Regions from separate parts of the Mus musculus genome. Here all the other regions are linked to region 3. A link is a loop called in an ENCODE intact Hi-C map of the cell type or tissue named here. Cell type or tissue: gastrocnemius. All regions are shown on one strand.

Region 1 (8,000 bases), 540 kb before region 3:
TCGCCAAAGTTTAACACATTCAAAAATGTCATCACGTACCGCTCGCCTATAAGAGAAAAGCCAAGCGATCAGCATTTCAAACGCAGCATTCATTGTTTTCTTTCCTCTCCTCTATGATCTGCCAATGTTTTCAATCACTAAATAGTCCCCACCCCCACTGCCTGGTTTGTTTGTTTGTTTGTTTGTTTGAGTTCAAAAACAGACTTGAACTTGAGAACCTCCTGCCGTACCTTCCTGGTGCTGGGCGTATAGGTGTGGGCCACCATGCTTGGCTCCAGCTGACAAACTCTCAGAGAAGCATCAGATAACCAATTAAAGATCAATGTCCTAACACTGATTTCACAGTACCTCACAGCAACAGTTCAGAAAGTGCCGAGGTCTCTATTGACAGAATCTTGAAGCCAACTTAAAAACAAGCAAAAATTATTTCAAAACCATACTATTTAACAATAAAATAAGGGGAGACTGCTCAAATGTTAAAGGTGAAAACGGCTTCCAAGTCTTAAGGGAGGCCAGATACTCTCTCTAACTCTGTCTCTGTCTCTCTTGGTCTCTGTCTGTCTCTCTCTGTCTGTCTCTGTCTCTCTTTCTCTGAAACAGGGTTTCTCTGTGTTTCCTGGAACTCACTCTATAGACCAGGCAGGCCTGAAGCTCAGAAATCTACCTGCCTCTGCTTCCCAAATGCTGTAATTAAAGGTGTACGCCAGCATGCCTGGCTTGAATTTTCATTTCCACATATGAAACGCCCTGGCCATGACAGAGACAGGGCACCAAACAGTGGCCACAACCCCAAAGATTAAGTTCTCTCCTCCTGGGAACTCAAAAAGAATTCATTATAAGGCCAGACTCCCTCTTCTCTCAAGACTCCTCTCTCTGACCTGTCTCCCTGTAAAGACAACTGTGACAGGGACTTCTTAGGTCCTATCTCTGTGCTATTCTGACCCTCTAACTTCAAACAGTTCTAGGTTTTGTAAATACAGCTAGCCTCCATATCTGAGGGTTTGTGATTCTAATGATTCAACTAACTATAAATCAAAAACATCCCAAAAAGTGCATTTGCACTGAACATGACTTTATGTGTATGGATGCTTTTATTATTATTATAGTAATAACAAATAATAAATTGTTTCCTAAACAAATAGTACAACAATAGCTCCGCATAGCACTTGCATTGCACTAGGTACAATTAAAGCATAAAGAAGAGTATGTCTAGGTTATACACAAAAAATACACCATTTTACACAGGGACTTGAGCACCTTAGATTTTAAAATATCTGGGATTGGTCTAAGAACCAAAACCTGATACCAAGGCACAATTGTATAATCCCCTGTCAATCCTGAGTTCACGTCTTCAAATAGTTCCTTAATACCTGCAAAGCATGGAGGCTCCTTAACTCTGCACTGGAGGCCTTTTATATACTAACTCCAGCTTTCTTTTTGGCCTCCTTTCTTCAGCCTCACCCTGTCTGTCACACTGTCATCCTGGTTCAGTCTGAACCCGACTGACTGGAGTATCTTAGCCTTCTACAATGGGTTTTTTCAGGCCCCTCCGGCAGGACAATGGGCTCTCCTCCTCATGAGCTCCCTTGGACAGGAGACCTCTCAGATGTTCACATCTCTTTTCCTCTTTGGCTTCTTAACAGAGCTCTAGTAAACAAGGGCCCGTACAGAGCCTGTGCTAAGTCTCCAAGCCCCGCCCACAGCCATGCACTAGCTAAGTACTTCACAGCAGTGGCTTGGCAAGAGAAGCTCCTTGAGGCCATGCTTGCTGCTTATCTGTGGTTGTTCTCAGCACCCACAGTGTACAGGAAACGTGGGGTGGAAGCATATATGCTCTCACTACCACAAACAGAACCGTTCAGAAAATGGCTGGAAAATGTATAAAAAGCTAGGATCTGATAATGAGATTTTGTTTTTCTCTAATTTTCTGCCATATAATACACGTTTATAATAAATATTTTAAATGATTTACTATGGGCTTTTCCAGTTAGGTTTTGCTGCAGCTTAAGTATAAAGCGTTTCCATGTATTTAAGCTTTGAGCCCAGCCCATGGTCCTCCTGAAACCCTCAGGAGATAGAGCCTAGAGGGAGAAAGCCAGGTGACAGGAGCATACTGTTGAAGGACATATTAAAACTCTGTTTCCCAACAGCCTCTCTGCATACACTAGCACCATGACATACAACAGCCTCTCTGCATACACTAGCACCATGACACACAACAGCCTCTCTGCATACACTAGCACCATGACACACTGCTTCACTTTGGCAACAAAGGCGAGTAACCGTGAGTTAAAGCTGTGGCCACCCTGAACCTCTCCTTCCTTTAAGCTGGTTACTTTGGGTAATCTGCCACAGTAACAGGAAGCTGACTAACAAAGACTTGGATTTCAATTCCACATCCCTACACAGAGGGAGAGACTATCTTCTGTAAGGCTGTGGAGTGATTTAAGGCAGACAACTTAAGTAAAACATAAAGTTAAATAAATATTGGTTCCCTATCTTATTTAAAAGCAGATAGAGCAAGCACATCTCTAAGGGTCCTCTGCTGCGGGCCCCAGACAAGTGTTCTGGTGTCAGCAGTCCCGTGGAATCCTTTTGTATCTTCTATGATCTCCCAACTGCTCAATGTGAACTCTGCTTTACTCACCTTCTGTCAAAATCTGCTTCAAGAACGACTGTTTGAAGAAGCTCCAAGCCAATCCTGCCTCCTTCCAGTTGACAAATGCCTGAAAGAAAAATGAGCATAAAACCACATCTCCAGCTTTTCAGATCTAAGCCTGGGCAGTCCATACGGCCCCAACTTGAATAGTTTCCCCTGACTCTTCAATCAGTGCTAAGAGCATAGAAGACATCCAAACATACCAGAAAATGTATATGACGGATAAGATTTGAATCGTGAATGTTTCCTACGGCCATGTGTTGACCTGATTGGAAGGTGGCAGAGCCTTTTAAGGGTGCCCAGTGAGAAGGGCTTAGGCCACCAAGGGTGTGCTTTGAAGGGCAGTGTGGGACCCCAGCCCCTTCTCTTCTTTCCCTTCCTTGTCAGGAGGAAAACTGTTTTGTTCAGCCATGCACTTCTGCCACAGTGTGCTACCCTGACACGGGCCCAGAGCCTCAGGACCAACTGACCATGGACGGAAACTTCCAGATCCCAGCTCGTTGGGCCTTCCCATCCCAACTCACCTAACCTAGACACGCCCAGAGGCTCCTTTCCCATATGATTCTAGTTCCTGTTGGGTTGATAATCAATATTAGTCGTTATACTATGTAACCAGGCTGGTTTTATTTATGACCCTCCTACCTCGGCCTACTGAGATTACAAATATACAACACCACACCTAGCTAATTAAAACTTGTAGTGAGAATTTTGGTTTCTTTAAAAACATAGAAATGTTATAGGAATATGTTTTTATTTTAATTCCAGGCATGGGATATGGGGCTGCTTTAGACTGTCCATAGCGGCAGACTATGATTTGCCTCGTGCTCTGGCAGGGCTGTGATCCTGCCAACTGCAGATAGTTTCTGCAAGTATATGACAGGATGCTGAAGGCTCTTGAGAGAATATAAAAACGCTAGATCCCTGAGACAGGTAAGGCAGCCACTACTCCTCTGCTGCTGGCTGGAGATATTCTGACAAACATCCAAATTGCCCAAGGACCTTGACACCCTAAACAACAGGAGGTCGTCTAACAATACCGATGCTCCCTCTCCTCTCTAGCCTTCCTCTACAACTTAGTGTTGGGGGTTGGAAGGGATAAGGGGAGAGAAGGGTGATAGAAATAAGAGCCTATAAAGTAGCTAAAAGTCTGGCTAAAACAAAACAAAATGGTGTGTGTGTGTGTGTGTGTGTGTGTGTGTATGTGTGTGCACACAATACAGGCAGGTAGGTATGCATGCCACAGTACCTGTGTGGCGGTCAGGGGACACCTTTGTAGAACCAGTTTTTTCCTCCTCTGTTTACATGGATTTCAGGGTTTGAATTCAGGTTACCAAGTTTGTTTGGCAAGAGCAACTTTACCAGCTGAGCCACTTGATTTGCTAAGGATGACTTTGAACACCCTATCCTCTTGCCTCAAGCTCCCAGTGCTAGGATCACAGTCCACACTACCATACCTGGTTCATAGGATGCTGGAAATTGAAACCAGGCAAAAACCTTAACAGATGAGCTAGCCTGTTCCTATTTTTAAGGTAGGGTCTTATGTGGCCCATGTGGCCTTGAACTCAGTCTGCAGCTAAGCTGAGGATAACGCTGAACTCCTGATCCGCCTGCACACCTACCTAGTGCTAGAATTATAGGCACACCATCACATCCTGCTTCCCAGTGTTAGTATACTAACTCAAAATACCACTTTTGCCGTGTGCTGAATATGAAGAATTAGGCAGCATTTCACGTTACTTTTTCTACTCTAACCTTTAAACTGCAGTGTGTATTCTAACCTTACTATCGCCTCAATTCTAATTATTCCAAAATGCTCACAGTCACATGCAGCTCAGGTTAGACGACCTGAGCACCTCTGAGAACGCAGGGCTCCTCTCAGCCCTGACTCCTCTTCTCTTTTCTTATAGACTAGAAGAATGCAGGCCTGAGTCCTCCCAGACTGCACTGTCTGCGGGAAGTCAGTGAGCTCTGAGCAGGTGCCAAGGCATCTCTAGCCCTGAAGTAAGCCTTCTCCAGGCAGAAGACATTGAGCTTAACACTGCCCAACCATTGCTTTTCCCCAGAACAAGAGCTGCCAGACATCACCACAAGAGGGCACTGTGGACCAGGAATACTCAGACAGATCTGTCCCTGGGCCGCTCTGGAGAAGTGAAGGCATAGATAGATCTCTTTCACATCCCCCTGTACTGGCACAGTCCCCTGAGGGATCTGTGCTGTTTTCAAAGGAAATGAAAAGTTGAAATTTGCCGCCCACTGGCTCTGGGGTCGTGTGTGTGTGTGTGTGTGTGTGTGTGTGTGTGTGTGTGTGTGTGTGTGTGTGTGTGTCTCGCCAAGACAGTCTCACTTAGGTAGCCCTGGCAGGCCGCAAAAATCTGCAAGTATTCTTCCTCCTCGCACTCATTGCTGGGATTAGAGGTCTGAGCCAGTTGCCCAGACTCCATTATGCTCCTATTGAAGCCTGCCTGCCTGCCTGCCTGCCAGTAAGTAGTAAATGTGTTTGGGGAAATAATTCAGCTTTCTAAAGAGAAAGTCCTTGGGAGAGCGACTCTAATCTGGAAGCTTATAAAAGGACTTCCTCTCCTAATGCTTCAGTGTCGATGGCCACACTGCTTACAACAGCCGAAGTGCTCATTAAGGACACATTCACAGGAAGTCCACTTTGGGGCTCTGGTTCTCAGGCCACTGACGGGTAGAAAAGAAGCAACTTCTGGGGACTTGTACCCTTCTATTCAGAAGGGGTCTTGCTGGGATGGTGAAGGAGACTGGTTTACAAAGCTGGGTTGGTGCGATTGCACCCTGTTCCTAAGCAGACCTTCTAGAGCCTTACTGTGCTTAACGGGAACACTGAGGCTTGGGAGGTGAAAGGTGATGGATCGGCAGTAACTGTAGGGAAGGCTGAGAAGGAACCAGGCTCATCCTGCTGAGTCACCATTCCCTTCCCAAACTCTGTGACTCAGGATGATCAGCCGTGTGCCTCCCACACTGACAAGTCATTGAGAAGTGGAGGCCACAGCCCATCGCCTCCACCACCCATACAGCACTCTCCTTCCCCCTTTCTCTTCCTACCCCAGTCCTTACAGGCCACCGATGGCCCCAGACTTGCCCACCTCAGGACCATCCTCATCACTTCGTGTCTCCCACAGAGATGTCTCACTTACAACTTGCCTAGTGCGTCCTTTTACTGTAGGTTTAGACTTTGGCATCAAGCTTAGAGTCTAGGGCTTAAACTGCTTCTTGACTTAGCCCAACGGCCATAGGCAAGATAGTTAACTTTGCTAAGTCTTGGTTTATCATCTGCAAAATGAGATTACATTATACCTCATATTTAAGATCCCCTAGACATGGTGACACATGCCTGTAGTAAGAGCGCTCAAACTCTGAAGCAGGAGGGACTAAGAGCCTAGCCAGCTCCATGGTGAGACCCTGTCTTAAAAGAGACAAATCCTATTTGATGGAGCTGGTAGGGGACTGAATGACAGAAAAACAAGATACCACGAGGCTCCTCTACATGGCACCATTCAAAACCTTCAGATGTGTGTGACAGCCCAGGCTTGTAACCCAGCACTCAGGAAGTAGGGACAAGAGATTCATAAGTTCAAGGGCATCCTCAGCTACATAGTTAAAGGCTAGCTTGGCTTACCTTAGGCCCTGTTAGATTCTGGGAGAAGGAGAACCATTGTCTGCAATCATATGCCCACCTGGTTCCAATGATAACTCCAAACCCACAGCCACACAGAAGCCCCTGCCCTCACCCCTGCTAAACTCAGTGAGTCACAAAATAAAATGAAGCTGCGGAGTCCACCAGAGCCAGCGTGTCTTCAGTGTGAGTCCATGCCGAATTGCTGTGGTGGAGACCTGAGACACTCGCCAACCACACTGCATCATTTGGTGTCCTTGGAGCAGACACCCAGGGTGGACGGGGCACTCAGGGTTGGGACTGAGAATGTGGCCATTTGAGTCATGAAATGAGAAAGAGGTCTGTAGGAAATGGCAGGGTGGACGAGGGTAGTAGGAACCTGGGACAGGGAAAGCCTTTCAGTAAAGTACTATACATGTACAAAATTGTTGAAGAACAAATTTAATTTTTAAAAATTAAAAATGGCAAATCTTTTTGCATTCTAAAAGCAAACCAAACCACCTGTAAGTTCTACTGCTCCAACAAGTTCACACTCCACTCTACTGAAGTCATTGCCACTTGCTGAGAGCCACATGCCATGTCCACCTCCCTTCATAAGCTCCACCCACCCTTCTTTTCCTCTCCTTGACTGGTCTACTCAATCCCCCCACTATCCCCATATTTCAATCCCAACCCAGCAAGGGGCACAGAGCAGGCCTGAGCACATCTGTTTCCTTCCTGTGGCTCCATGCATCACCACACATCACTGTTCACTTCTGCCCACCCATGTTCAGCTCCAGCTCAAAGGCAGCTTCCTCTAGGAAGCCTTCCTAAAAGATCCCAGACAGACTTCTCCATCCACCCTGACCGTCTGCTCTGATGGCACTAAACGCAGTCTTGCAGTGTGGTTGGCGAGTGTCTCGGGTCTCCACCACAGCAATTCAGCATGGACTCATGTGGAACACACGCTTGCTGTGGTGAACGCTGCAGCTCTACTTAAATATTTCAAGTTACTCAGACATGCCAAAGAATATAAACAGTGGTCATCATTTGAGGTACCATTAGCTTATTATAAATCCAAATGAATACCTATAAAAAACCCGTAATTCTAAAAGACTAGGAAAGGAAACCGAAACATTTGGTCCAGCTGATCTTTCTTGCAGATGATTGTAAGCAGTTTTACCGAGGAGCTGCTCCAAGGAGCCACGCAGGTATGCCGCTTGTGGGAGAGCTGAATGCAGGCTATTCTCTTCTTGTTCTTTGTTTTGTTGTTGTTTTGGGGGTGGAGACTCACTATGCAGACCAGGCTGGTCCTCCTTGAACTTAGAGAGATCTACCTGCCTCCCAAATGTTGGGATTAAATGCACACACCACTACACCTGGCCTAAGACCCCTTCCTCTCTTTACCCCTTTAGAAATAACAAGCCTGAGTAAGTTTTCTACCTGGAACTTCCCAATCTTTAAGTAAATAAAAAACTAGCATGGTCAATAAGCCCAACTCTTTTGGAAGACTGGTTAACCACACAGACCTAACATGGTCCATAGAAAGCAATTACAAGGAAGAGGATCCAAAACAAGCTGTCTGGTTTGGGGTTTAGTCACTTAACTCCTCTGAGCACCAGCTCTCGCATCTGTAAAATGGAGACGAGAGCAGGGTCTTACAGACATTACTATATCCTCAGACTTTTTCCTGATTTTAACCTTGGGGCAGAGTCTTTCTAAGCT
Region 2 (8,000 bases), 210 kb before region 3:
ACTCCGTAGGAACAAGCAGATCCGAACAAAGGCAAATAAATCGAATCCTGCAAAGTAACAAAGCAGACGCCTTTTCCCAACAGCCAGCACAAAGCTAAATGAAAAATATCAGTCATCCACTAGATACAGTATTTCCCCCTCCAGACGGAGCTGGGGCCTGTAGACCTCCCCCACTACAAACAGGAGGCCGAGAAGGTACAAAAAAAAGTATTAATTCCTAAACGAGTCATCAATTTGAGCTGCACAGTCTACCTCTCCACACTAGCAGTTTGAAAGACCTTGGCTGTTACTTCTCTGTACCTGTCTCCAAATACACGTGGAGGTGATGGCGAGAGGGAGGGAGCCCACCGCCACGTATGCATAAGGGAGGGAGGACGGGATTCAGGGCTGAGGGCAGATCTCTGAGGACAGTCAGTGCTCCCCAAAGAACAAGCCCCCCATCTCTTTGCACCTCTAAACTGGAAGAAACGGTGTAAGAGCTGGGGGACGCCTGTCCAGTCCAAGCAGAGCCCTCGAACCCTGAGCTTTGATGCTGCAGCAGCAGCGATCGCCTGCGGGCACCTGGGTTCCTGGGGGGAGGGGGGCGGGGCCTCCCCCAGGTGTGAGAGTGCGAAGGCCACCAGAGCCAGCCCAGCGGACCCCAGGGGACCCCAGCAGCCTCCGCTTGGGGACGCCGTGTAGAGGAGCGGCGCATCGGCGCCCCTAGCAGCAGGCACGGGGCCCCACGGGCCTGGCTCGGGGAAGGGGCGCCCGCGCGGCGGCGCCGAGGGGGTTAACCGGGCTGTCGGCGGCCGCAGCGCACTTAACCCTCGGTCAGCCGCGCCAGCCTGGGGGTGGCGGCGTCCGAGTCGCGCGCCGTGGAGTCCGGGGGGCGCGTGGGCCGCAGGCGGGCAGCTGGGGCGCGGCGCGGCCGGTGGGAGGCCCGGGCGCGCGGGGGAGGGCGGGGGACGGCGGCGGCGGGCGCGCAGCGTCGCCAGGGCGAAGCCGGCGTGCAGCGCGGCGCGGCGGGCGCGGAGCGGGCGGGCGGGCGGGCGGGCGAGCGCCTCCGTCCCCGGATGTGAGCTCCGGCTGCCCGCGGTCCCGAGCCAGCGGCGGCGCGGGCGGCGGCGGCGGCGGCGGGGCACCGGGCACCGCGGCGGGCGGGCGGACGGGCGGCATGGGGGGCGCGCCGAGCGGCCCGGCAGGCCGGGCGGGCACCACCACGGTGTCCCTCCGCTAGAGGAGGGGACCAAGCCAATTCTCCTTTGCAGTAAAAAAAAATAAAAAAAATAAAAAATTACATGTATATATTACTAAGATAATATATACATCTGATTTTATTTTTTACAAAAAGTTTATTTTGCTCCATTTTTCAAAAAAAAAAGAAGGAGCGTGGGTGGCAGGCGGTTTTTATAAATTATCTTTATTTTTGGTTATTTGTCTCTGTCCTTCCCCACCCCCTGCTGAAGCGAAAATAAGGGCAGGGACCGCGGCTCCTACCTATCCGTAACCTCCCATATCCGTTCCTCCCCCTCCCTAACCCTGAGCATAGTGCCCTGCACACAGTAGGCGCTCAATAAATGTTCGTGGATGATGATGATGATGATGATGAAAAAAATGCAACATCAACGGCAGCACCAAGAGGACCATGCGAACGGTGAGCAGCCTGAGCTTGGGTACCCGCTGCCAAACCTCATCCTATCATGATCCTACTCTTCCCACCCCCAACCCCCCATCTCCGATGCGTTGGGTGGGTTGAGGGGGTTGGAAATGATGCTTTTGGCTTGGTGTCATCTACATAGAAAGGGGTGATGCGCGGCAGCTACTCCGTTCTCCTCTTCAGGCCGTGAATGTCAGTTAATTCTGCATTTGCTGGGGTGGGGGCGGCCATTTGGGTGTGTGTGGAGTACTGTGGAGCCAAGGGGCAAGAGTGAGGTGATCCGGGTTCAGTGTGCTCGGGCTCAACTTTCCTCTTTCATCGCCCCTGAGCGATGGAAGAGGAGGTGTTAGTCTTCAGCCTGAACCCTTTTTCCAGCCTCCCCCTATCTCCCGCGCCTCTGGTTGACTAAGAAGAAGGTCCTTAGTAGCATCAGGAAAATTCTAGGACTGTTCCAGGTTTACCCCTTGGGTCGCTTGGTCCCATCATCTCATGGGAGAAGCCCCGGGTCTTGGGATCTGAGGGAACAGGGTCGGGTGGAGCGTGTATTCCCGCTCCCTGTGCCTCCTGTGCACACGTCGGTAACCTAGCAATGCCCAGAGAGTTGCTGCCGCTGTGGGGCTCTGCAACTCACCACGTGCAGTTTCCACACCAGCGGGGGCCGGGTCTAAGAAGGCTGGGGTGCTTTTGGCCAGGTTCCCTTCATGGAGGTCGTTAGCATTTCCCAGCCCTGGTTTTCTTGAAGCCTTTTCCGGTGAGCGCTTCTCAAAGGAACCGCTTGGCAAAACTAGTCCCTGATCTCAGATTGAGTGCCACCTGCCTGCTTTGCTCTGTCCCAGGCTTAAGGACAGTAGGGCAGGAGACCTGTGCTTGCTTTGACTCTTTACTTAGTGATAATTGGTTTTGCAAACGCCCGATTTCCAACCTCTGACACCACTCTCACTTTGACATCTGCTTCAGCAGAGGTGATGGTGGCCCAATGTCCATCTTCCAAGGAATGACCAGACCCACAGTGAGGCGAGCTCTATACATGAAGGGACACCCTCCATCCCATGCCCTCCCCTTCCCCCCTCCCCCGCCCGCTTTTGAGTATTTTGCCCTGGGAGTACCTGGATGCTACTCTACACTGAGATAATTATTGCATAGGCCTTGAGGTTCCCTGACATAATGCACCCTGACTCTTAGGGTGCAGGCCGATTAGATGCTGGCTTGGCTGCTGCTGCTGCAATTTAAAATGCAATAATAATAATAAAAAAGCCTTAAAGATGTTTTTCTGTTTTCTGAAGCTTGTGGAGGAAATGAGTCCCAAGCATCATGAATTTTCATTTGTAGGAAGTGTTAATGCATAATCTAGATATTTGTTGTGGGGCTTTTGGTATTGCCTGGTGCCAGTAAAGAGGTTTTTTTTTTTTTTCCCATGTAGAAAAAATTGCATATATGGCTATGGAGAGCTTTTGGAGGAATAGTCTAAAAGTGGTTAAAACTACTGAATTATTGGTTGAGTGTGTGTGTACGTGTGCCCGCGTGTGTGCGTGTGTGTGTGTGTGTGTGTGTGTGTGTGTGTGTGTTGGTAATTACTTTTTGAGAAAGGGAGTTGTGTATATCTGTTAAGCCATGAGAGATACATGTGTTTTCAAAGTCAGGAAAAGACACGGGATCACTGTGAGAATGGCCTCAGTTTGTCAGAAGAGATGCACTAAAAGATTCCTTTTGAAGACACAGGTATGGAAGAGTACCAGTGTGGTTAGGTGTGGCACAACAATGGCCCTGCATGACTGATGCTCAGAGTAGAGCTCTGGTGACTTTTGCATTGCCTGGCCAAACCCCACTACTTGTGACAGAAGGTTCAAAATGGGAAATGCAAGATGGGAGACACTTTTGCTTTTTAAAAAGATAGTATGGATTGAAGTCTTCTTCTTCTTCTTCTTCTTTTTTTTTTTTCCAAAAGGAATAATCTCTTTTCTCCTCTCCTCAGAGGCAAACTATGCAAGAGGCACCAGACTCCCTATTTCTGGTGAAGGACCAACTTCTCAGCCCAACAGCTCCAAGCAAACTGTCCTATCTTGGCAAGCTGCAATCGATGCTGCTAGACAGGCCAAGGCCGCCCAGACCATGAGCACCTCTGCACCCCCACCTGTAGGATCTCTCTCCCAAAGAAAACGTCAGCAATACGCCAAGAGCAAAAAACAGGGTAACTCGTCTAACAGCCGACCTGCCCGTGCCCTTTTCTGTTTATCCCTCAATAACCCCATCCGAAGAGCCTGCATTAGTATAGTGGAATGGAAGTATCCTTTTTTTTCTGTGGGAAGTCTTTCTCATTTGCCATCTGTGCTTCAAAAGGATTTGCTTTCTGCAGTGACACTTCTCAGAGCCTTAGCAGTCTGGAATGTGAGCAATGGTGGCAACTGCAGGCAAGGGGCTTCATGGGCTACGGCTTCCTGTCTCCCCAGCTTGCAGAGGGTGTGTCCATGAGTATATTTAGCCTGTGTGTGTGCGTGTGTGTGCGTGTGTGCGTGTGTGTGTGTGTGTATGTATGTAGTGCTGTGTGTGTGTGTGGGGGGGGGGAAGTGAAGATTGCAACTTCATAGTGGTAGGGAGTTAGAATATGAACGAGACCTTTGGTCATAGAACACTGGATAGGTCTGAAGCTGTTATTGTTTTGGGGGCAGTTATATGCATTTTAATTTGTTGAAAATTTGGTATGCTGATTCACAAAAAAAAAAAAAAAAAGATGGAGACTATTTTCAGTCTGTACTAGAAATGACCTTTAGTGGAATCTTCTGGTTCTAGTGACTGAAATTTGCCTGGACAGCTACAGTGAGTGTAAGGTTGCTTCTGGCTCTGCTATTTGCTAATTCTAATTGTTTAGGTAACTTTAAATGCGAACATTTGATTTATAGGGAGAAGTTACTTTTGATATTATTACTACTACTACTATTATTAGCTGATCAATGCTATGACTTCCTGAAATTTCTTTTTGATAAGCTTTAAAAAAGAGCCATGCAGCCATATAGCAAGTCTAGAAGCCATGCAGGGGAGGCTGGTGAGTGTCTCTTCCTCTAAGCCCCGTGTGTGACAAAGCAGCACTCCAGGGAGGAACTGACAGGTGCTGCATATGTCTGTGTATGTACACACACACACACACACACACACACACACACACACACATTTGGACTGGCCTGAAGTTACATTTCTGAGTGTCTGCATTTTTAAAACTGAACTTTAATTGGCTCCAGGATGGTCATCGCCATGCCCCAGATCTTGGAAAACAATATTGCTTCTACCTGCTTATTCCCTTCCCCAGACCTGGGAGCCAGGCTCCAATGCCTGCCACCCGCTAGGAAAGGTTGACTGGAACCTTCTCTTGAACTCAGGCTTTCTAATTAATCATATGCTTCTTTGGTCTGGGTAGAATAAAGCATTGCACTTTCCCAGAAGGGTGTTTCGGGCCGACAGGCCCTCTGAGTATTTCTGGCAGCAAGCAGGAGGTTTCCTCAGCAGGCTCAGGGAAGGGAGATGCCAGGGTGAAGGACTGCTGGGTGACAGCTAGAAAGTGGGGGGTCCTCATCATGGCCGCTGCCTGTGTGATCTCTGTCTTAGCTTGCCTATTTTGTCTGCTCATGGACAGGAGTTAAAATGAAGCAACTGTCTAGAAAGGTTTTGGGGAGAGCAGTTGAATGCCAGGGCAGGATTTGAAGGTTTTCACGTGCTTTTTTCTTTTTTAGCACAGATGTCTCTCCTCCAGAGTGAGTTATGGCATCTCTTGAATACTTGGGGCTGTGTGCGTGCATTTTCTCTTTAAATCCTCTAGTCTGAGGAAAGAGCTCTCATACAGGCCAAGAGGGGGCTGCTAAGTGAGGGTGTGCCTAGGTGGTCTTACTGGGTGTGCTAGAAACATGCTCTCCTGAGGCTGGTGTGAGGTGACTCAGAGTAAGCAGGGGCCCCTCAGCAGGGATGTTCCCTTTAGGTGGAGTGAGGTGCTGTCTCACTCCATGCATAGGAGTTTCTATGTAACAGTTTATATATAGTCAGCGAATTCCTGCATCTCACCACTAGCTCTCTTTCTTGAGAGAAATGCAAGTGTGTGTACAGGGATTTAAGAGACATGGCTGCCAGTTCAGAATGCTTGTGCACAATTTCTGTAACAGGTAGATAGTAAAAGGCCCCCTCCATTTTAGGGACCAGGTCACAGACATATCCTTCAGCAGCTCAGTCATGCCCAGTTAGCCCTGAGAGAAGCCAATCTGCCTTTGTAGGCTGGCAGGGAGTAGGGGCGAGATGGCGCCTGTGTAAGAAGCGGCTGTTGGCTCAGTCCCACATATTTCTTATAGTGGTAAGATGGGATCCTCTGCTGTCTGTTGACTGAGTACTGCCAAGAGCTAGACACCTCAAAGGCACAGTGTGCACAGTTCGCAGAGGAAGAAAGATGGTGTGGGGAACAGGAAGCACAAGTGTGTCTTTATGGGAGTTGACATACAGTGTTGGAGGGGACCTGCTGTGTGTGTGTGTGTGTGTGTATGCGTGTGTGTGTGAGTGAGAGAGAGAGAGAGAGAGAGAGAGAGAGAGAGAGAGAGAGAGAGAGAGAGAAACAGAGCCCTGAAGTCTTCTTAAAGTCAAATCCCAGGGCACAAGATTTTATAACCGAGTTGAGGAATCAATATGATTAAAGCTAACTGGCTTAAAAATAAACCCATCAAAGTTAGTAAGAGGATAATGCTATTCCTGTCCTTATTCCAGGGAGTTATCTGAGCTCTCCAAAGGGGTGAAGCTTTATAGAACCCAAAGCAGCTATCTCCGGAGAGGCAAGGGGTATTTGTTTCTTGCGTCACTTTGGGGGTTCCCAGGAGGCCATCGGCAGGAGACTGTTCCCATCCCTGAATCTTCAGCACCTAGTGGGATTTAGTAAAACTGCCACCTTGCGTCTTGTAGATGAGTGTTGTATACAACACGATTGAAACTCAAACCCAGGAATTGTGATTTGTTCAGTGCTCAGCAAACCCTCTGTTTGGAAAAAGGCTGAAAGACAACCATTTGGGCAGATGTCAAACTTGGTGTTGCCAGTTTTGACAATACCTTTTGCTAACAGAATGCTTAGGCAAGTCTCTGTTGAAGGCTATCTCAGAGGGACTCTTCCAGACAGCCCTCGGGGATTTTCTTGTTAGAGCCTATTTTGAAAGTGTCTGGTGCTGATTTCTTGTGGCTTTTAAATTTAATTGTTTATAAATTGTACACAGAAACAGCACATTATGAGGTGAGCCCAGCCCAGCTCTAATCTGAAACAGTTATACTGTTGATTACCCTGGTAGAGAAGGCAGAAGAAGGGAGCTGGAAGCCTGCTTATCACAGCATCCAAGGTACTAGGACATGTCACACAGTGGCACAGAGAGAAGGGAGATGGTCCCATGGCTTTCCTGGACTGGTCCCAATCAGGAGTTTAGATTGACTCAGCCAGGAACAACCTCTGAGAAAATGGCTCTAACACAGTGACAAGGACCTATGGGAGAGGTCTTTGTTGTGATGGTTATATTTCTGTGTCTATGACAGCTGATTTAGTAAGATCCTTGTCACTTTTTAAGTTATAGAAAGCAGAGGCCTGCTTCACACAATGAGCTAACTGGATGTATATTACTTCCAGGTTTTAATACACAGTGAGCACCAAAGAATGGGTGTAATGTGATCCTTGCAATAAAAGAAAGGCTGAGGAGAGGTCTCAGTGAGGAGAGGGGCTGTGAGAGGACCAGAGGAAGGCACTTCTGAAAACCCAGTAGCCACGATAGCCACAGAATGATGTGTGTGTGTGTGTGTATGTGTGTGAGTGTGCATGTATGTGTGTGAGTCTGTGTGTGTGTGAGTGTGCATGTGTCTGTGTGTGTGTGTCTGTATGTGCACGAACGTGTAGGGGGATAGGTGGTGGGTGGGTGATTTCCATTTTACAAGCAACTCAGGTGTGAGATGCCTGGGGCTATAAGAGGGATAGATAATGTTTGTATAACACATATGTGCCTTAACAAAAACTTTCAGACCATTTGACATATTTATATTATTGGCTATTTTTGCCAATTGTGTGGCCTTAGCTATTTACATCCCATTCCCTGAAGATGATTCTAATTCAACAAATCATAACTTGGTAAGTGACTTAGACTTCCTGCTTTGGTGGTGTGTGGCAGTCCTCTGCATCTGTGATTGCACTGGCAGACGGTGTTGTGGATGATGCAGTTTACAACGATGATGCTCTATTTCCCAAAGCTTTGCCACAGTGGGGTTATGTCGTTGTTACTGTTTCCTAGATTTGACCTGAATCCTTCGATTTATGCTGAATGAAAGTGTCTGAAGTCATGAGTCTTATATAAATAGAGATGGAACT
Region 3 (8,000 bases):
CAGAGGTCCTAGTTGTTTAAGCAGATGGCAGGGGACCTCTCTTTGTGTGCTCCTGGGAGTTAGTCCCAGGGAGCCCTAGTTAGGAATCTCTGAGTCTTGACCTGTGTCAGTGGCTGAATCTCTCATGGGTCTAAGAATTGTCTGGAGGGCCCTATCCTAGGTATCTGATGCTGATGACAGGGAAGTCTCCTGTGAGCATTCTTGGGCTATTTAAGATATCCACAGTGTAAACTTGCTATTAGAAAGCTGCTGCGCCACAATTAATTGAATAGACAAAATTATCTCAGAAGGTAGCTCCTGAGCATTTGGGGAATTTTCAAGGATAATTTATTTAACTTTTTGCTGAGCTTCAAATTTCTTTAAGAAACCCTGCCAAGTCTGTGGGGCATGTGTGTGTGTGTGTGTGTGTGTGTGTGTGTGATTTTTTTTTTGGACACTTACAGCTGCTTCTTCATGAACAATGGTGTTATTCTAGGGCTATTAAAATCTGGAAGCCTAAAATTCTATTTTAATCTCTTCTCATTGTCATGGTTAATTTTTTTAAAAAAATTTTAAAATAATGAAACCATTTTAAAAGGGAGCCCATTCTAAAATTCTGACCAAATGAATCAGGGCAGCCTTATTGTGGGGACTCTTAGGGACCAGTAATTCCTCTAAGTAGTAATAATTGATACCCAAAGAAAGGAGGAGCGGGTACCTGCTGCCCCCATTGCCCACAAGAGTACCTGACTGTAGCCTGCTTCCTTGTTGGTCCCAGAGTGGTGGCCACTGCCCACCCACCTCTCATTGCTTCTTCTACCATGGGCCTCAGTGCAGAAGGTCACCCTGGCTGCCTGCCTGGCCAGTGCTACCTGATTTTTGTTTGTCTGTTTGGTTTCCTGCATTGGTTTGTTTCAGGGGTCAGCAGAGAGTCACAGGTGGCATAGCTGTTTGTAAATAAACACCATGGTGCTTTGCTGACCTTGTTTTGAAAGACTGTATTTGAGGAATGCAGCTCAGTTGGTAAAGTGCTTGCCTGACATGCACAAAGCCTTGTGTTTGGTCCCCAGCTCCTTATAAACTGGACATGGTATGCCATAATCTCAGCACTGGAGAAGAAGAGACAGTGTGATACAAAGTTCAAGGTTACCCTTGGAGACCAGGCTCCAGGATGTGTAAAATTCTATCTCAAATAAAACAAACAAAAAAAAAAAAAAAAGAAAAGAAAAGAAAAAGAAAATCACATTTCTTTTTTTTCTTTTAATTTATAAGACAGCTTTTTAATCACAAAGTATCCCAAAGAAGTTTAGAAATGAAAATATTCTACCAAAAACCATAGAAGAAACAGCAGCAGTAGGTAGGTGGCTCACGATAAATATGAGTCCAGGTCACCTACCCTCTCTGGAGGAGCAGCTGGCAGTGCTATGACTGGGGAGACTGATGGGAGGGCCAGCCCTGGGGTCAGAGGTTGGATGCAGTGCCCACTGTCATCTGCCCTGGCCTGCTCTCCCCTGGGACGATTAAATCAGCACATGCCGTGTGGCTTTCATCACAAGCTTAAGCAGTCTGGTATTTATTTACTCAAAGGTCATGGGGCGGCAATTAGCATTTATCTGGCATTTCGTGTGTATCAGATGCTGTTCCTGGGGCTATGGGCACATGAGTTCTTATTCTTCACACTGCTCTATGAGACAGGAACTTGATGGATGAGGAAATCAGAGTGTGCCAGCCTTACATAGCCTCCCGAGGCTGCGCAGTCGTGAAGCGCTGCACTGGAGTTGGAACCCACCACTGTTGGCGCTCAGGGTAGCAGCGTGAACCTGGGAGAGTGGGGCCTAAAAAAACAAGGTGGAGTAAAGTCCCATGCAATAGCCAGCTTTATTCAGAGCATCAGACAGTTTATACTCTGGGGGTTAACAAGAGTCACCTGAGAAAAGTGTACAGTCAGGAGGACAAGACACACATGGCAAAACCATGCTTTTCCTTGGAGGAGTAAACAAGTAACAATAGCCAGTTGTAATGAATAGTCTGAAGTGAGCTCACTCCTATTCACTACTACACCCAGGAAGGGGACATAAGCGCATTCCAAAAACAACCCACATCCTGTTGCACCGAGGTTATAAGACCTCTTGTCTTAGTTACTTAGAGTTTTCTCACAAGGTCTCAGAGATCTCACACAGCTTTGTTCATGGGCTATGTTCCAACTCATGGGTATTGGAACATTTGTGCCATGTTCTTCAGGGTTAGGTTGGGGAGGGGGAACTTGCAGTGTGGAGAGAGCATGCCCTTTGTAGAAATGCAGTAGTCCCACTAAGGTGTAGGCCCGTGTTCCTATGCTTTTGCAGGCCCCAATATGGCCCCCTATACTGCCTGTGCACTCCCATTTCTGAGCATGCACATGTAGACTCTACTTTAGAGGTTAGCTGGATGGCTTGGCACGAGTTCAGAAATGCAGCACTGCTAGATGTCAGAGAGTCTGTGACTGTCTCCCTTGTGACCCGATGACCATTAGGGGCTTTAGTAACAAGGATGCTAACAGTTATGGGTGGTCATGTGTCGCTGGAGTGAAGCACATCGCTTCTCTTACCTTGGTTCTCATTTACTTCTTCTCCAGCAACTCATTAGCAATGGCCCAGTCCTTGCTAATATCTCACGAGTAAGCAACACTAGGTAACCAATCCATGTTCATACAGCAGTGGGAGGTACAGTTGTCAGAGTCCAGAGCCCACCTTCTTCACTGCCACCTGCCCTGCCCCAGAGACCAGTCCTGATTGGCATCACACTCCCAATTCATACCCAGAGCCTCTGACTCCCTGAAGGGCACTTTCCTTAAGCACTTTCTTAGATGCAAGGACAAACATAGGAGACCTGTGTCACAAACTAGATAGTAGATTGCGCATTCAGAATAGGTTCTCTGGGACAGGTTGACAAATGCCCTCAACCCTTCAGATCCTGAGCTATAGATTCCTAGCTAGGAGGAGTGGGTGGCAAAAGTGGATTGGAGACATGCCGACATGCCTCAGGCCTCCGCTGTTCCACACTGGACCAGCTGTTGCTGCCCTTTCTGCCCGCCTGCTTGCCTGCCTGCCTGCCTGCTAGGCTGCCCTGTTTGTATTGCTCTTGCTGCCCTCTACTGTCTGGTAATGGAATTGCCTGTGTTCAACCTGAAGGGGTCACGGTGGCTGATCTGCTAAGAGAGGATAAGAAGAAAAGGAAGTTTTGCTGCTTTCGACAACGCAGGGCTAAAGATCACGGTAACTTGCTGAGGTGTTCTTGCTCTGTGGAGGCTCCTTGCCTGACGTTTCTGGTTTCCTCTCCCTGTGCATAGGCATTGCGTGAGCTGCATGCGCTGTGTGGAAAGTGCCTATGTTTTAATCGCTTGGTTTCTCTGATGCTTGGTCATGCTTGGTCTTTTGGCCTTTTCCCTCAAACGTGTGGCATCACTGAGATGGCACCTTTCCGTTTGCACTGTGCCTATGAAGAAGCCTCTGAGCCAACTGAGGGAGCTCGTTTGATTCAGTGTGAATATTCTTAGCCTGGAAGACACGCTTGGAAATGCTTTTCCTTGAATGATGCTTTTAAGTTTAAACTGTTTAGAAATTCCAATAATGTTATTTGGCTGATTTTTTTTTCCAGGCTACATGTTTCAAATTGCTTCTTGGGCGTCGCTGGCTCATTTACCCAAGGCCATGCTAAAGCTAGTAATCTCAGCTTCAAGAGTAAGGGAGGTAGCCCCCCCCCAAAAAAAAAAACCAACCAAAAACAGAACAAAAGCCATCTGGGGGCACTCAGTTCTCTTCAATGAGAATAGCCTTATTTGGGAAGTATAAAGTTAAATATAAAGTTTTGTCCTAAATACTGTTGACCGCACCCTTACCCCGTCCCCAACCACTTGACAAAGCATCCAGGATCATTAACATAGAGATGTGTATACCAAGAACAGCTTGCCCAGCTGTCTGTGGGTCACTGCTGTAGCTGGGAGGCAGTGCACGCTTTGCTTGGATACCTTGGCATGGACAGCTTAGTGCTGACACCAAGATGGACCCCAGTCAGAAAGAGGAAAAAATCTTTGAGAAGACATGGACTGCAGAGGCAGATAGCCAGCTGCGCGCCAGCCGCTCACCCAGAAGAGAGATACACGGCATGGTTTTGTTGCAGTGTGAGAATGCTGAGCTCAGAGGTTAAGTGGGGTTGTCTGTGTTAGAATCCTAGCCTCCTCAGAAGGCCTGAAGAGGAAAGGCATCAGGGGATAGTCAGATGGAAAGCATTTGGCTCACAGGGCCCTAAAAGCTCGAGAAGGAAGAACTCTGTAAAGCTTGCACACCAATATAGGCCAAGGATGAAGCCGACCTGCTTGGGTTTAGTATTTACAACATGCTGATGAGTGCCTTGGGGCCTCTGTCAAGAGAGGTAACCCCTCCTGGGGGCCACTCACCTCAGTAGCAGCGTGGCCTCTGGGGTGGTTTGACGATGTGAGAGAGAGGAAGCCATCTTATCTCTTTGAGGAAGCTGGCTTCCTGGAGTGAGGAATGGCCGTTCTATTGCTGGGAACACAGACCGACTCTGCTGGCGATGGTGGGGCAGGAACCTCGGTTGCTGTGCCACCTTTCCCACAGTACCACCTTTCTCTTTCTCTAACAAAGAGAGTAGTTTTTCTGGGCACAACTCCAGGTCTTGATTCAGACCTGGAGGCCTCAGTCTGACCTTGACCCACATTTCCCAAGGTGAATGTGGCTGCGTCATAGAAATCCCTCGCTCTGTGTGAGCAACACGCATTAGCACAAGCATGTAGCGGTGCCTTCAGGGGCCACCTGGGACTTTGGGGTTTAGCCGTGTTGTCACAGCACGACGCTGCTCATGCTTGCCATGAAAATGATGCAAGGACAGAAGAGCTTGGGGTCAGACCCCTGTTCCTGGGGAAGGAGCACAGTCCTGCCACTGATGCGTTATCCAGCCTTACCTCTTGCCCCCATCCCTTGGGAAGCTTAGCAGCATCAGGAAGTACTAAAAGAAATCCCCAAGTGTGGGCGAGAGCTTGTGCTGAGAAGGGGAGATATAAGGCTCTGTGATAAGCTGAGTGCACACACTGCTCTTACAGGGGTGGGAAGTTTAGTGTGGGGCACCAGCACTGTATAGGTCACAGGCACCTGTAACTCCGGCTCCAGGGCATCTAATGCCCTCTTCTGGCCACCTGCATGCGTGTGGCTTACGTTTACACTTAACATAGATACAAACATTTTTCAGAAGGTAAAATAATTTTAAAAGCAAGCCACTCAGAGTCCCAGGACATCTATGCAAGCAGCTGCTGTCGTGACAGCTTTCAGAAGGACTGCAGAAGAGCTCAGTGTGGCGTATTGAAAAGCCTTCTTCCGGGCTGCTGTGGCTGGAGGGTCAGGGGGCTCCTGGGGCTGACTTAGGCTCTTGAGGAGCCGCTCAAATGCTGTGTTCTATCTCCTGGATATTAGGCCCGGAGAGGACTTGGATTCAGGTTCTTCTGGGCAGGCCGCAGGGCTCCTAACTCCTGAGTGGGTGGTGGGCAGTGGCTTCCCAGTGCTGCTCAGGTCCTGGTCTCCTTGAAGGGCTGGGAAAATGTCGGGAGACTTCAGTCCTCAAGGGCCAGTAGTGAAACCAGACAGCTATGGGTGTTTCTGTTCCTCCTGAGAGCTGGTCAAAGGTAACTGGATCTTGGAGGAGATACTGGCCTGCGGCTCAGGTAACACAGACACAACAAACGCATGCCCTAGTTATGCGATGATGAGGCCAGGCTCCCCGACTGCTCCTCTGAGTCTTTGACCTCACTGAAAGAAATGACCTGGTGAATTGGTATATGCCACTCCGAGGTGCTGCCCAGTTGCATAGACTCATGTGTGTGTGTGTACGTGCGCATATGTGTGTGCAAATGCATTTGTGTATGCCTGCCTCTGAATTTGTACAGCTGACAAGTATGGTTGTGAAACACGTAGTTTATAGAGTGAAAGTTGATGAGGAAATATCTGTGCGTTGGTTAAGGATACTAGGTATTGTGCTAGCTTGAGAAATGTCCATCATTTGGTTATTTTGTGAAGTATAGTTCAGAGTGGAAGCCAGGCCTGGTACTCCTCCATGTTAAAGAAAAAAACAGTGACCTGCCTCCTCAGGGAGTGGCTCCAGGTAGCGCCTCGCCTAGGCTGTCTATGCCACCAAGGATGAGCTAGGCAGCTTTCCAACATCCCCCTACCTGCAGCGGCACCCAGGTTCCTCCCAGCTCCTCCCCGCCCCCCAGCTTCTAGTGCTCTCCCCAGAGGTCCAACACCTGAAGTAGAAACAGACTTGTAACTCCTCCCTATGCAGATGGCCCTAGTGTGTTCCTGTAGGGGGTGACTGGCATCTGCAAACAGCAGGAGGTTCTGAGAGGTCTGCCTAAACCCTAGCAAAGCCCCAGCACTGACTCCTGCTGGGGAAAGAAGGGTAGTTACTCCATAAGATGCCATGGAGGCCTTAGGAGAAATGCACCTGTCCCCGGGTTTATCACATGAATTTTTGTAATCCTTCCTGCTTTGACTTTTATAGAGTTGCAATAGTCACCAGTACAGCTTGTTACTATCTCCAGGAACTGGGCTTGTCTGCTGGGTGTAGTGTGTAGACATGGGAATACTCAGTAGCATTTAAGCTTGTTCCAACCCTGTGGTATATCAGCCTACTTAAGCATCTCTACTGAAACTGTGGGTATGGTGTGCCACACAGGGGTGCATCCTGAGTGGGATGGGAGTGAGCTGACTACCCCTGTGGCAAGCCAGCTGCTTGGTCATCTGGGCACTCACGTCCTTTGCTGTGTACTTCCAGGAGCCTCTTCCAACACTGATGGATTCTTCTGTCTTGGTCGTTTTTAAAGTGTAGATGAGAACCTTTGAGGGCTAAGTGCAGGAAGGAGGCTCTACTCAGTCACTAGCATGAAAGTAAATGTGCGGTGTGTAGCCATGGAGGATAAAATGCTTAATGTGGAAGCTGGGCCCACAGCCCCGCCCCAGCCAGGCCCACAGCCCTACCCCAGCCAGACCTCTGCAGGGGGTGGGTGGAGCTGAACACCGGGCTACCCAGCTCTGCAGAGCTTCGGCCCCTTGCTCAAACTGAGGGACCTGATCAAGGTTCAAGCACACAATGTCTTCATCCTCTCCCTTCCAGAGCCCTGATGACATCATTCTGGAATAGACACCACACTCCTGGGGACCCTGTAAATGATGGTGACTGCAGGGTTGCTGTCCCTACAACATGCTAAATTAGACAGTAACTCCTCTTAAGTCAAAAAAAAAAAAATACACAGAGTGGTAGCCCACACTAACTCAGAAGTATAGTTGGCTGTTCACACTAGATGCTCCTGGACAGCAACGAGAGGGGCCTGGGCAAAATGACCACAAATTGGAGTGCTTTGCTTTCAGAGATCCTCCGGAGAGTTTTTCTGATACCATTGGCAGGGTCTGTGCTTGGACACCTTGCCCATGACCTGGAGCCAGGACTGACACCCAGTGTGCCTCATCCTGTTCAGTCCTGACTGACACCCAGTGTGCCTACAGCCTGTTCAGTCCTGACTGACACCCAGTGTGTCTACAGCCCTGAGGCAGATGCTCTTAACCATATAGATGAAGACATGGAGGCAGAGAGAAGCCAGGCCACAAGTGGGAGTTAGATTTAGGACTGATAAGCACATGATACTCTCTGGTACTGTCCTACCACCCCAGAGGATGAGTGGGAGAGTCTGAGGCAGGGAGGCCTCCTCATCCTCTGTGTAGCCTGGCCTCAGGGCTCCACAGTTCCCAGTGTTGGTTGCCATTCACAGTGTGGGGTTTGTTTCCTGCCTTTCTGCCTGCACAGCCTTGGGAAGCAGCTAAGAGTGGCACTCTAAGCACTCAGTAAGAGTGGCTCACTAATAATTAGCATAGATCCAGAGATGCAGAGTGATGTGGCCCCTTGGTCACAGGCCGGCCGTCACCTACCTGCCCCCATCAGATTGTAAAATGAAGCTATAGGGATGAAGAGCCACATCC

What was found. Peaks named below come from ENCODE experiments on the same cell type or tissue, not always from the same donor. Only the 100,000 strongest peaks of a DNase experiment are listed, where the experiment ranks them.
Region 1: it touches region 3 in a loop (5-fold over the local background); 5 of 42 quality-filtered maps call a loop at or near these places.
Region 2: a loop joins it to region 3, with 1.9 times the contacts of the local background. A loop is called at or near these places in 12 of 42 quality-filtered maps.

What each region holds. Positions count from the first base shown.
Region 1 is chr14:30,668,896-30,676,895 of GRCm38, reverse strand. Rft1 (RFT1 homolog) reads right to left here. Exons shown (of 13, transcript NM_177815.3): 7 at 2,648-2,726; 8 at 1-46. Among named protein-coding and RNA genes, the nearest start is that of Rft1, 19 kb to the right of the region's middle. In gastrocnemius, a CTCF peak has its summit at 4,742 (motif pointing right); a DNase peak (open chromatin) is centred at 4,741; H3K27ac peaks cover 857 bases.
Region 2 is chr14:30,346,561-30,354,560 of GRCm38, reverse strand. It overlaps Cacna1d (calcium channel, voltage-dependent, L type, alpha 1D subunit), which reads left to right and starts at 1,075. Exons shown (of 47, transcript NM_001083616.2): 1 at 1,075-1,636; 2 at 3,612-3,921; 3 at 7,658-7,763. The coding sequence starts at 1,570. In gastrocnemius, no CTCF peak of the experiment used is centred here; DNase peaks (open chromatin) are centred at 1,089, 1,732, 2,279, 3,761 and 1 more place; H3K4me3 peaks cover 1,912 bases.
Region 3 is chr14:30,132,274-30,140,273 of GRCm38, reverse strand. All of the region lies in intron 9 of Cacna1d (calcium channel, voltage-dependent, L type, alpha 1D subunit), which reads left to right. Among named protein-coding and RNA genes, the nearest start is that of Gm52106, 63 kb to the right of the region's middle. In gastrocnemius, a CTCF peak has its summit at 3,123 (motif pointing left); DNase peaks (open chromatin) are centred at 2,397, 3,092 and 7,027.